Regions from separate parts of the Homo sapiens genome. Here region 1 is linked to region 2. A link is a loop called in an ENCODE intact Hi-C map of the cell type or tissue named here. Cell type or tissue: uterus. All regions are shown on one strand. Links, peaks and the distances in the headings refer to the core of each region. The heading gives the core; the rest is flanking DNA.

Evidence for each region. Peaks named below come from ENCODE experiments on the same cell type or tissue, not always from the same donor. Only the 100,000 strongest peaks of a DNase experiment are listed, where the experiment ranks them.
Region 1: it touches region 2 in a loop (3-fold over the local background); 3 of 110 quality-filtered maps call a loop at or near these places.

What each region holds. Positions count from the first base shown.
Region 1 is chr17:61,312,394-61,317,767 of GRCh38, reverse strand. All of the region lies in intron 22 of BCAS3 (BCAS3 microtubule associated cell migration factor), which reads right to left. Among named protein-coding and RNA genes, the nearest start is that of TBX2-AS1, 85 kb to the left of the region's middle. RefSeq lists an enhancer at 2,291-2,792. In uterus, for the core only: a CTCF peak has its summit at 2,880; DNase peaks (open chromatin) are centred at 2,743 and 3,217; H3K27ac peaks cover 2,854 bases.
Region 2 is chr17:61,372,382-61,377,755 of GRCh38, reverse strand. The region is part of intron 23 of BCAS3 (BCAS3 microtubule associated cell migration factor); the gene reads right to left. Among named protein-coding and RNA genes, the nearest start is that of TBX2-AS1, 25 kb to the left of the region's middle. In uterus, for the core only: no CTCF peak of the experiment used is centred there; no DNase peak of the experiment used is centred there.

The DNA.
Region 1 (5,374 bases), core at 115-5,114, 60 kb after region 2:
TGGGTATTGGGCCCTTGCCTTGATGGGCTTTAGTTCTTAGGAACAACTGTGCCCTACTTACCTTGCCAACTACTACTCTCCCACCCCACCCAAATCGGTCTTGTCTCGCTGAATTCTCAAGGTGCTATTGAGGCCTCACTGCCAGTTGCCCCTGATGGTGCTACTACCCCACTGACCCAGGTCTCTACGCCGAGCCCTCTCCTAGAGTGACCTCACCTCACCGTCAATGAAGCCCTCCATGTTGCCATGAGCTGCATTTTCCTGGTCCAGGCCCCAAACACCAGGAACTGTCTGGTTCTCCCGGCTTGACTCAGCCCAGCCCTACAAAGCAGGTGTGTGGGAAAGGCTTGTTTCCCAGTAAAGGCAATACACTGCCAGTAGATGAAATAATTAAAGCATATGACCTGTTATTTAAGAAGCATGCCTTTACATTGTTTTATTCTATCATACTGTATATTGTGTGTCCTGGGTGGGCTCTGGAGGAGTCCCCTCTCTCTGGCCTTTCTACTTTGTCTCAAGCTAGTGAGGACAGCAAGAAGACGTGGAGCAGGAGTCTCTTAAAAGCTTGGCAATGAAATGCTCAAATTGATCAAATACCTAGGGCATAAGAGCTAAATATAATATGATGGATATAATATATAAGTATACTAAATTTGGATAGAAGACACTACTCTTTAGAACCCTAAACTTTTTTAAGAAAACAAAGCAGTGAACGGAATTTTTGTATATGCTACACCTATCTCAGAACTGTTGAAGCCTCCCGAACTCTAATAGTACCATCAGTGTCTGAGGTGAGAGGGAATTCTGGATCATATAGTAGCCATTTTACAGAAGGGCTGGCAATGGCTGGAGTTAGCCTCTTGCACAAATCGATCAAATACACGAGGAATTCCTTAGTGGGGAAACCGCTAAACATAAATTGCAACTGTTAATTTAATAAACCTACATGGCAGGAATTATTGTACATGACCCCGAGGAATCTAGCACAGCACATACAGTTGAGCAGATGTTTGACTAAAAAAGGAAGGAGCCACATCATTCCGAGGGCATGGATTTCTTTTCCAAAGAATTCATACCTCTTCTTTTCCTTTTATTTTATCCTCCTTCTCCTTCCCTCTCTCCCTCCCTCTAACCTTTCCTTTATTTTATCAGATACCAGCTGCAGGCCCCTCTGAGTCTGCCTAGCAGCGAAGAGGAAAGCTGTGCAGAGGGGTGCTACTGCAGGGGAGCTGTGGAAGGGACGCGGCGGCATGTGGAGGCAAATAGGAGGGCAGAGGTGCTGGGTGAGGGGCATGTCCGGGGACATCTCAGGGACCAGTACCAACAAAGGCATGGGGCATGAACATCATCTCTTCTGCTGCTCTAAGAATGACATCTTAGGCTTTCCTTAAAAAAGACGTCTCCCACATTCAGCACACATTTACTAAGTACCTGCTATATTACTATTAATATTATTATTATTGAGATGGAGTCTCACTCTATCACCCAGGCTGGAGTGCAGTGGCGTGATCCCGGCTCACTGCAGCCTCCACCTCCTGGACTCAGGTGATTCTCCTGCCACAGCCTCCTGAGTAGCTGGGATCACAGGCATGCACCACCATGCCTGGCTAATTTTGTAATTTTTAGTAGAGATGGGGGTTTCGCCATGTTGGCCAGGCTGGTTTCGAACTCCTGACCTCAGGTGATCCACCTGCCTCGACTTCCCAAAATGCTGGGATCAAAGGTGTGAGCCACCACGCCTGGCCAGCACCTGCTATAGATGGTCACTATCCTAGACACTGGAAAACACACATGAAAAGGGAAAATCCTGGTCCTAAAGAGGTTCAGTGAGATAGAGAAGTAGGTAGGTGGACAATAGAGGTGACTTTAAGATGTCAGCTGTGGGTCCCTCTGAGCCTGGCTAGGAGTAAAGAGGAAAGCTGTGCAGAGGTGTGCTACTGCAGGGGAGCCGTGGAGGGGACGCAGCGGCATGTGGAGGCAGATGGGAGGGCAGAGGTGCTGGGTGAGGGGCATGTCAGGGGACATCTCAGGGACCAGTACCAGCAAAGGCGTGGGGCATGAAACGGGGGGTCAGTCAGCCTGGTCACATTCCAGGACCCACATGGGGAAGCATCGATGGGTGAGGCTGAGGCTGTAGAGTCCTTGGGGACAGGAAGAGGCACCCCAGCATCATTGGGGTTCACTGGCCCATACCTGGGCTTTGCCATTAACCAGCGACGCTGTGCAACCTCTTCCATGGGCTTCTTTGCTCTAGGAAGCCTGAGGCGAAAGCAATGGCACCGCTGCCAGCTAGCGTCCGCTCCGAGACTGCTCTGCATGCCCTCCCGTGTCTCAGAACAGGAGTGCGTTGGCTGGGCGCGGTGGCTCACACCTGTAATCCCAGCACTTTGGGAGGCTGAGGCGGCCGGATCACCTGAGGTCAGGAGTTTGAGACCATCCATCCAGGCCAACATGGTGAAACCCTGTCTCTACTAAAAATACAAAAATTAGCCGGGTGTGGTGGTGGGCGCCTATAATCCCAGCTACTTGGGAGGCTGAGACACGAGAATTGCTTTAACCTGGAGGCGGAGGCTGCAGTGAGCCGAGATCACGCCACTGCACTCCAGCCTAGGTGACAGAGCGAGAATCTGTCTCGCGAAAAAAAGAAAAAGAAAAGGGAGTGTAGGCTGAGCAGTGTGGCGTGTGGAGGAGACTGCCCCTGGAATGCTGGGGAGAGGATTCAAGGCATTTTCCAGGCACACTGTTCCTCGGATGGGTGAAGAGGAGTTCCAACATCAGACAAGCGCGGTGACTGCTAAGAGCATTCAAATTTGGAATTCCCTCTGGTGGCTGAAATCAACATTTCTCACAAAGGAAACCTGGACAAGTCCGATCTGTAAAGAGCATTATCCACTCCCTGTGTATAGTTTATTGGTCCAGAATATCAGGTTAGCAAGCTGAAGTAATTAAACATCAAGCCAGCTGTTTTAGGCAATTAGGTAACATTTTTCATTTAGGAGACCACACAACAGAGGGGAGAGAATAGGGAGATAAGACCTGTGTTTTGATTTACTAAAGTCTCTGCTGCAGATAAAGCCCAGCTTTTTGGAACCCTTCAGGCAATTACTATTTCAGGCTTGGCAAGCACTTGAGTCTGAAAGTAACTATTGGGCTTGTCTTGGCAAGACTCAAAGTCACTGTAGCTGTAAGGTTGTCCCAGGCAGCGGTGGAGGGGAAAGTCAGTGGCAAGAGGAAGCCAGGAACTGTAGAGTCATTAGGAGGGCTGTTGCAGGCTTAGAGCTCAAAGGAGGCCAAATTCAGTTCTCCCACAACATGTTCTTAGAGAGGGAATGCGGTCAGATGGTGAAGGCCCAGGCCTGCTGGGCGGGATTCTGCGGTTCCCTTTCTGGCATCTGTACTTGTCAGCTCTGTGGGCACTGTTTACACTCCCTGCCTCAGTATCTTTTCCTGTAAAAGAGGAGAAGGACCGAGGGCTTTTAGGTTTGTGGGAGCAAAGGGAAGAGGTGCAAATGGCAGGCTGCTAATGGTGCCAGCTTAGTACAAAGGGAGAAGAGAATGCGGACATTACAAGATCAAAACGTGAATCTCCTCCCTGCCACGAACTGACAAGGTGACTCTGCTCAAGTCACTTCCCCAGTGTGTGCCTCGGTTTCTAAAGCATCAAACCAGGGAGCTGGACTAGGCTAGATGATCCCTAAGGCCCTTCCAGTTCTGACATTCTACTATCCTAAGATGCCAAGCAAGATAAATTGTTGGGCAGAAGGCAAGTAAGATTTTCTTTGAATGGAAAAGAGGAATGGCCTGTGTGCTGCCAGCCGGCTTCCCCCACGAGACTCTGGAGCCAGCACTAAGTATGGGGCCGGGCGAGTGGGGCTGGTGGAGGAGACAGCAGGCCCACGTGTGGTCACTGGCTCCGCGGCATTGAAACATCTCTTGCTTGAGCTCTTCCACTTAATTGGGAGCTTGCCTTTCCAGTTGTATATTTTTATCCTGTGCCCTGGAACCCAAACCATTAGCTTTGTAGCCAAAGGCTGCTTCTTGTTTAATCGTTAACTGCCTCAGCCTAGAGGAGCTGTACCCTGGCCGGAAAGTCCTCCTCCAGATGCTGTACCTCTTCAGCGAGCAGGACCCGAGGGAGGACGCCGAGCTGGACCCGAGTCCAAGCTCTGTCCTCCAGCCTTGGAAATAAATCCCCTACATTGTCTGGCCCACACAAATCCCCGTTCAGCCAGGCCTCTCCTGTGGGGTTATTCTGGTAACAAAATGCTTGAGATCAGCAATTCTTTTCTACTCTTACCCGCTCTCAGAGAGGAGCCAACTGGGCTATTCCTTAGGCTCCACTTTCTGTGTCTGAAATGTGGTTGAAAACTAATATTCCAGATGTTTCCTCATATTTTAAGTAGAACCGCAGATTAAGCTTCCTATAGGAAGGTAGTAGGGCATGGTGGAGGGAAGACAGTCTTTGGAGTAGAATCATGGTGGTGTAATCGTGGCCACACCCTTTACCAGTTATATGGCATTGAGAAAGTATTGGTTCTTTGAACCTTAGTTTCCTCTTAGAGCAAAATAACAGCATTCGCTTTCTCTACCTGGCAGTAATTGCCATGAATCCAAAGACTGTTTTGGTCATCACTATGTAGTCTAAGCCTAACACGGAGTAGATTTCTCAATCAATGCTACTGAGTCAGTGATTAAAAACCTCACGGGATTTTGAGGCGATCAACGAGGTGAAAGATGGGAAGTGTCTAACTTTGTACCTGGCACTTGGGAAGTGCTTATTCACAGGCTGGCAGTGCTTGGAGACACATTTCTTCTAACTGAGTGAGGTGGATGCTCAAAGGGGAATGCAAGTCTTCGGTTATGCCCACTTAAGTTGTGAAGAGGCCATCTTGTGGGAGAAAGGGCAGGCACTTAGAAAGCTCTTTGGTTGTAACCAGTCCTGACCCCGAGGCTACTGCTGAAGCTCACGCTCTGACAATCAGATACAGAGCCACTGATGTCCCCGATGGTGGTAGGAGGCCCTGCAGAAATACCGATGGCTTCCTGGCCTTTAGGGTCTTCCAAGGAGATTCATAAAACTAGACCAGGGCATGGAAACCAGCATCCCGAGGGCCCCTGGTACACTAGACTATTGTTCCAGGACAGAAGCAACTCAGATCAAAATGGTGAGTGGGATTTTCCTTGCATTGGCCACAATACATATGTTTGTTCAAGAAAAAAAAGTTGGAGCAAGAAGACATGAACGTCTGCTGTTAAAGAAAAGCCTGTTTGTGCCAGCCACAGTGGCAAGATTGTTCGGAGAGTCCATCCTGAAAGTCCAATTACCCCAACAGCATGGCCAAGGTCAGTGTCAATTTGCGGTGTGCCAACTGCT
Region 2 (5,374 bases), core at 215-5,214:
TTAGGCGTACAAGTCCCACGGGAGGTGTGGCCACTGCTATCGTGGAGAGGAGTAAAAGAGAGAGACCGAGTGCTCCCTGCAGCAGCCAGGACATCAGAGTTACAGGAGGCCAACGATTACTACATTTACTAGCTCCTCCTCCCCACACTGTGTCACAGAGGAAGAAACTGGCCCAGAGAGGGAAAGGCACTTGCCCAGGGTCACAGGTTTACCCCATTGCTTGATGAGGGCTTCAAATCCCATCGAAAAGGGGAAAAAAACACCACATTCTTCCCAATAGCGGGAGCTTGGTGCTGGGAACTGAAAGGACTCTCAGATTTGGCCTCTCCTGCCAGTGGAAAATAGCTAGGAATAGGCAATCCGACACTGAACCGAGACACAAATAGCAACACCAACAACACCACCCCTGCCGAGGCCACCGGCTGTCCCACAGTCTCGCTGGCGCAGCTGCTCCCTCTTGTCCCGAGTAGGGATGCTTGTGACCTGCTGGTGGGACTGGGCTCTCTATCTGGTGGCCCTGTGCCTCTGGGGACACTTTCTTCTCTCACCCTCAGCAATCAGGGCATTAGGCACTGGGGAGTTCCAGCTTTGCCTCCGCATCCTAGAAAGACCATGCCCTGTGGGCAGGGGAGCACTCCTGACTTCCACTTGGTCCAGCTCAGCTAGGGAGGCCCAGCGGGAAGCTGGGGGTAGAAGTCAGAGAGAAACAGACCCACCGTTCAGTATTGTGGCCTCCTCTGGGGCTTTAATCTCTTTGAGGGTAGGAAACTTGTCTCTCTTATTTTTCTCCAGCCTATTGGGGAAGAAACTGGCAGATACCGATGGAGACCCTGCCTGCCCCAACCACAGAAAGAACACGTTGGGCCACTGATGAGGTCATTAAGAGAAGACACTGAGAGAACTTTTGTAGATGCTGTAGAAGGAGGAAAACTCCAGGGCCCAATTAGATAAGGCAGAGGAAAAGCCCTAGGTTCTGGCTAAGTTGCTTGGGTGATAGCATTTGCTGAGACAGGTGCAATTTTAGGAGCACTGGGCAATCAGAGATATTACCCAGAGAAGCCTAGAGACTTTGGCAAGAGAGCCAGACCAAGCCAGAAGCTATGGCTTGCACAGATGAATCACCCTTGTGCATCTTGAGAAGGGGACCCAGGAAGTTGGAGAGGTAAGGCTTGGAGGAAAAAATTAAAAGACAAGACTGGGTCTCATGGGCGGCCACACTGGGGATCCTGGAGAGGAGAGCGATTCCTACTTTCAGGAGGCCGAAAGACTAACCCTTCCTGGGTATCTGGGGTAAATACCAGTTTGCCTGATAGAGTGGCTGTAGGAAGAGGAGAGAAGATTCTCTGGAAAGATCAAAGCAGCTTGGTGGTTGTGTGTGGTAGGGAAGCAGGGAATGTGACCTATGGGGCTATGAGCCACGATGGCCCTGTGAAGGCAGCATCTTCAGCTCACACAACCTCCGGGTTTGCTTAGGACAGGAACAGTGTGGCTAACCCAGGACCCATAAAGGAGGCTCACCTTTCACTTAGAATCAGAGAATCTCAGGTTTGGGAAAGGGACCTGAGAGGCCCACATAACACATGTAAATGTCACTTCTCCAGCTTTCTGGGGCAACACTGTCAGTTCCTATTTCCATGGCCTTGCAATGAGTTGGGCCAGTAGGATGCATCTATCTACCCCTAGGGCTGGACTGGATAAAGTTCTCTCTAAATTGCAGATTTTAAAAATATGTGGGATGCAGAAAATTCTAACCACCACCACATCTTCTGAAATGTCTGCAAAGTCAAATGTGGTCAACTACTTTCTGTAGCGAATACTGATAAATCAATTATCTGCTTTTAAAATGAGACTGACCAGAGAGTAGGGATGGCTAAAAGATAATTGGCCCGGTGTGGTGGCTCATGCATGTAATCCCAGCACTTTGGGAGGCCGAGGTGGGTGGATCACCTGAGGTCAGGAGTCTGAGATCAGCCTGGCCAACATGGTGAAACCCTGTCTCTACTAAAAATTCAAAAATTAGCTGGGCATGGTGGCGCATGCCTGTAATCCACGCTACCCAGGAGGCTGAGGCAGGAGAATCGCTGGAACATGATGGGAGGTGGAGGCTGCAGTGAGCTGAGATTGTGCCATTGCACTCTAGTCTGGGTGACAGAGTGAGACTCCATCTCAAAAAAAAAAAAAAAAAAGATAATTAACACATGGTACTGGTGCCTACAATTATTGTCATCTGATCATGTGGCAACCTGGTATGGGATGGGGCTAATATGATCCCTATTGGAAATGTAGCCTTAGATTGAAAAAGTTCCCAGCCCTCCATACTGACCCAGGCAGGAGTTCCAAGGCCCTTTGGAAGAGCTGATTCTAGAGGCAGGAGAGGGGTCCAATACACTGAGATATTTGGATTAGTTATTTGGTACATATCTGATTGACTCCAGTAAAAACAGCTCATATTTGTTGGGAGCTTACTTTTTACAGTCTTAAAATGAAAGACTTTATTAGTACACACACACACACACACACACACACACACACACACAAATAGTGCTTTTAGGTCATCTTTTGCAAAACATAGCAATCAACAAATATTTGTTATTAACTTGCTGAAACCATCCCGTGATCACTTAAAAACTGCCTAATGTTCAAAGTGTTCTTTTTATGTTAACAAGAGAAAAAGAAAGGCGCAGCCCTTTCAGTACATAAAAGTAGCTTCTGACAGAAATCTTTGGAAGAGCTTTAGTTGAACATAATCTTAAAGCCTTTTCTGCAGAGTAATTAATACATAAATGGGAAAACTCAGAGGATTTAGGTGAACAAGCTAGAGCATTGATTTTCAAAGCGCAGATTGCCATTCACCAATGTATTGTGAAATCACTTTAGTGGGTCACGAGTGCATTTTTTAAAAAATGAAATAAAATAGAAAGTACAAGATAATTCTTAGAATAATAGAAGAAAAGGAAGTACTAGAATGCACTGGCCGTAATATTGTTTTGTGAAGGGTTATAGATGTGGGTGAACTAGGTCAGGAAGTAAAATATGTATATGACAGAAGGTAAGAGGCAAAGACTGAGCCCACTATGTTATCCCCAAGAATAACTACTTCTGGCTAGGGCAGAGACTGTTAAAGAGACGGCAGGCAGGAAAAGATGAAGCCTTTTCCTATCTTTAATGCTGTCACTGTAAAGAAGAATCAGTGAGCCCGGGGCCGCAGGAAGGAACAGTCACGGGGAACAGACAGTCTCCCGGACCCTGAGAGCTGACTCTGTGAGCACTTAAGAGTCAACAGCAGGCCGGGTGCAGTGGCTCATGCCTGTAATCCCAACACTTTGGGAAGCTGAGGCAGGCAGATCACTTGAGGTCAGGAGTTTGAGACCAGCCTGGCCAACATGGTGAAACCCTGTCTCTACTAAAAATACAAAAATTAGCCGAGTGTGGTGGCATATGCCTGTAGTCCTAGCCACTTGGGAGGCTGAGGCATGAGAATTGCTTGAACCCTGGAGGCAGAGGTTGCAGTGAGCCGAGATCGTGCCACTGCACTCCAGCCTGGGTGACAGAGAAAAAAAAAAAAAAAGGAAGTTAACAGCAGCAAACAGATACTCAGATACTCCTGCAACAGAGATGCATCAAGAATACTTTAAATGGGGGCCAGGAACTGCGGTTCATGCCTGTAATCCCAGCACTTTGGGAGGCTGAGGTGGGCAGATCACTTGAGGCCAGGAGTTTGAGACCAGCCTGGCTAACATGGTGAAACTCCGTCTCTACTAAAAATACAAAAATTAGCTGGGCATGGTGGCGCACGCCTGTAGTCCTAGTCGCTCAGGAAAGGGCCCCAGGAGAGGAGGCTGAGGCATGCGATTCGCTTGAACCCATGAGGTGGAGGTTGCAGTGAGCCGAGATCGCACCACTGTACTCCAGTCTGGGTGACAGAGCAAAAAAAAAAAAAAAAAAAACAAAGAAGAAGAAGAAGTTAACAGCAGCAAACAGATACTTCCTGCAACAGAGATGCATCAAGAATACTTTAAACAGGGGCTGGGCATCGTGGTTCATGCCTGTAATCCCAGCACTTTGGGATCACTTGAGGCCAGGAGTTCGAGACCAGCCTGGCCAACATGGTGAAACCTCGTCTCTACTAAAAATACAAAAATTAGCTGGGCATGTTGGCACACGCCTATAGTCCTGGCCACTCAGGAAAGGGCCTGAGGAGAGGAGGCTGAGGCATGAGAATCGCTTGAACCCATGAGGTGGAGGTTGCAGTGAGCCGAGATCGTGCCACAGCACTCCAGTCTGGGTGACAGAGAAAAAAAAAATGTTAACAGTAGCAAACAGATACTTCCTGCAACAGAGATGCATCAAGAATACTTTAAATAGGGGCCAGGCACCATGGTTCATGCCTGTAATCCCAGCACTTTGGGAGGCTGATGCGGACAGATCACTTCAGGCCAGGAGTTCGAGACCAGCCTGGCTAACACGGTGAAACCCTGTCTCTACTAAAAAATACAAAAATTAGCCAGGCATGGTGGTGGGTATCTGAGTCCCAGTTACTCGGGAAGCTGAGGCAGGAGAATTGCTTGAACCCAGAGACGGAGGTTGCAGTGAGCCGAGATCATGCCACTGCACTCCAGCCTGGACAACAGAGCGAAACTCCGTCTCAGAAAAAAAAAAAAAAGGAATACTTTACACACGGATCTGGACCCATGCATAAGGCCTGGGCTTTTGATATCAGATGTGTGAGAGCACTAAAAAGAAAGACAAGGTGCAGCTACAGTTATTGAAAGAGTTAAAGTCGAAAGAGAAAATGTACTTAATATGTACACAGGTGTTTATTTAAAAAGCTTTTTTACTGGTATTAAGTTATATCTTTACCTAGACACAAAACAGTTGGAATAAGTCAATGTTTTGTTTACTTTAAAAATTCTATTTTTCTAGAAAAGGCAATATTGAAAGGAATGTCTGCTAAGCAGGAATTAGTCAAGTTATTTTGAGGGGGGTAACAGAGAGAGGAGGGGGCTTTGAGAGACAGCATTCCAGGCAAAAGGAAAAGTATGCACAGAAGCCTCGCGGGCAAGAGACTGCGTATGCTCGGGGACCCTCTGGGAGTTTAGCTTGGCTGGAGCTGGCCCAGGGCAGCAAGAGATGAGTCTGGAGCGAGGGCAGTGGCTGGTCTCAAAGGGCTTTGGACACCGGGATGGGGAAACTCGAGAGAAGGAAAGGGCCCGAAGAGAGGAATTCAGTTCGTAGACATGTGGATATGTCAATAGGTAGCTGAATAGATGGTTCTGGAGATCAGGAGACAAAGCCAACTTGGAAATTATTTGGAAATCATCAGTTTATGGATAGTAATTGGAGACACGGAAGCAGAGATTGCCAGGTACTGAGA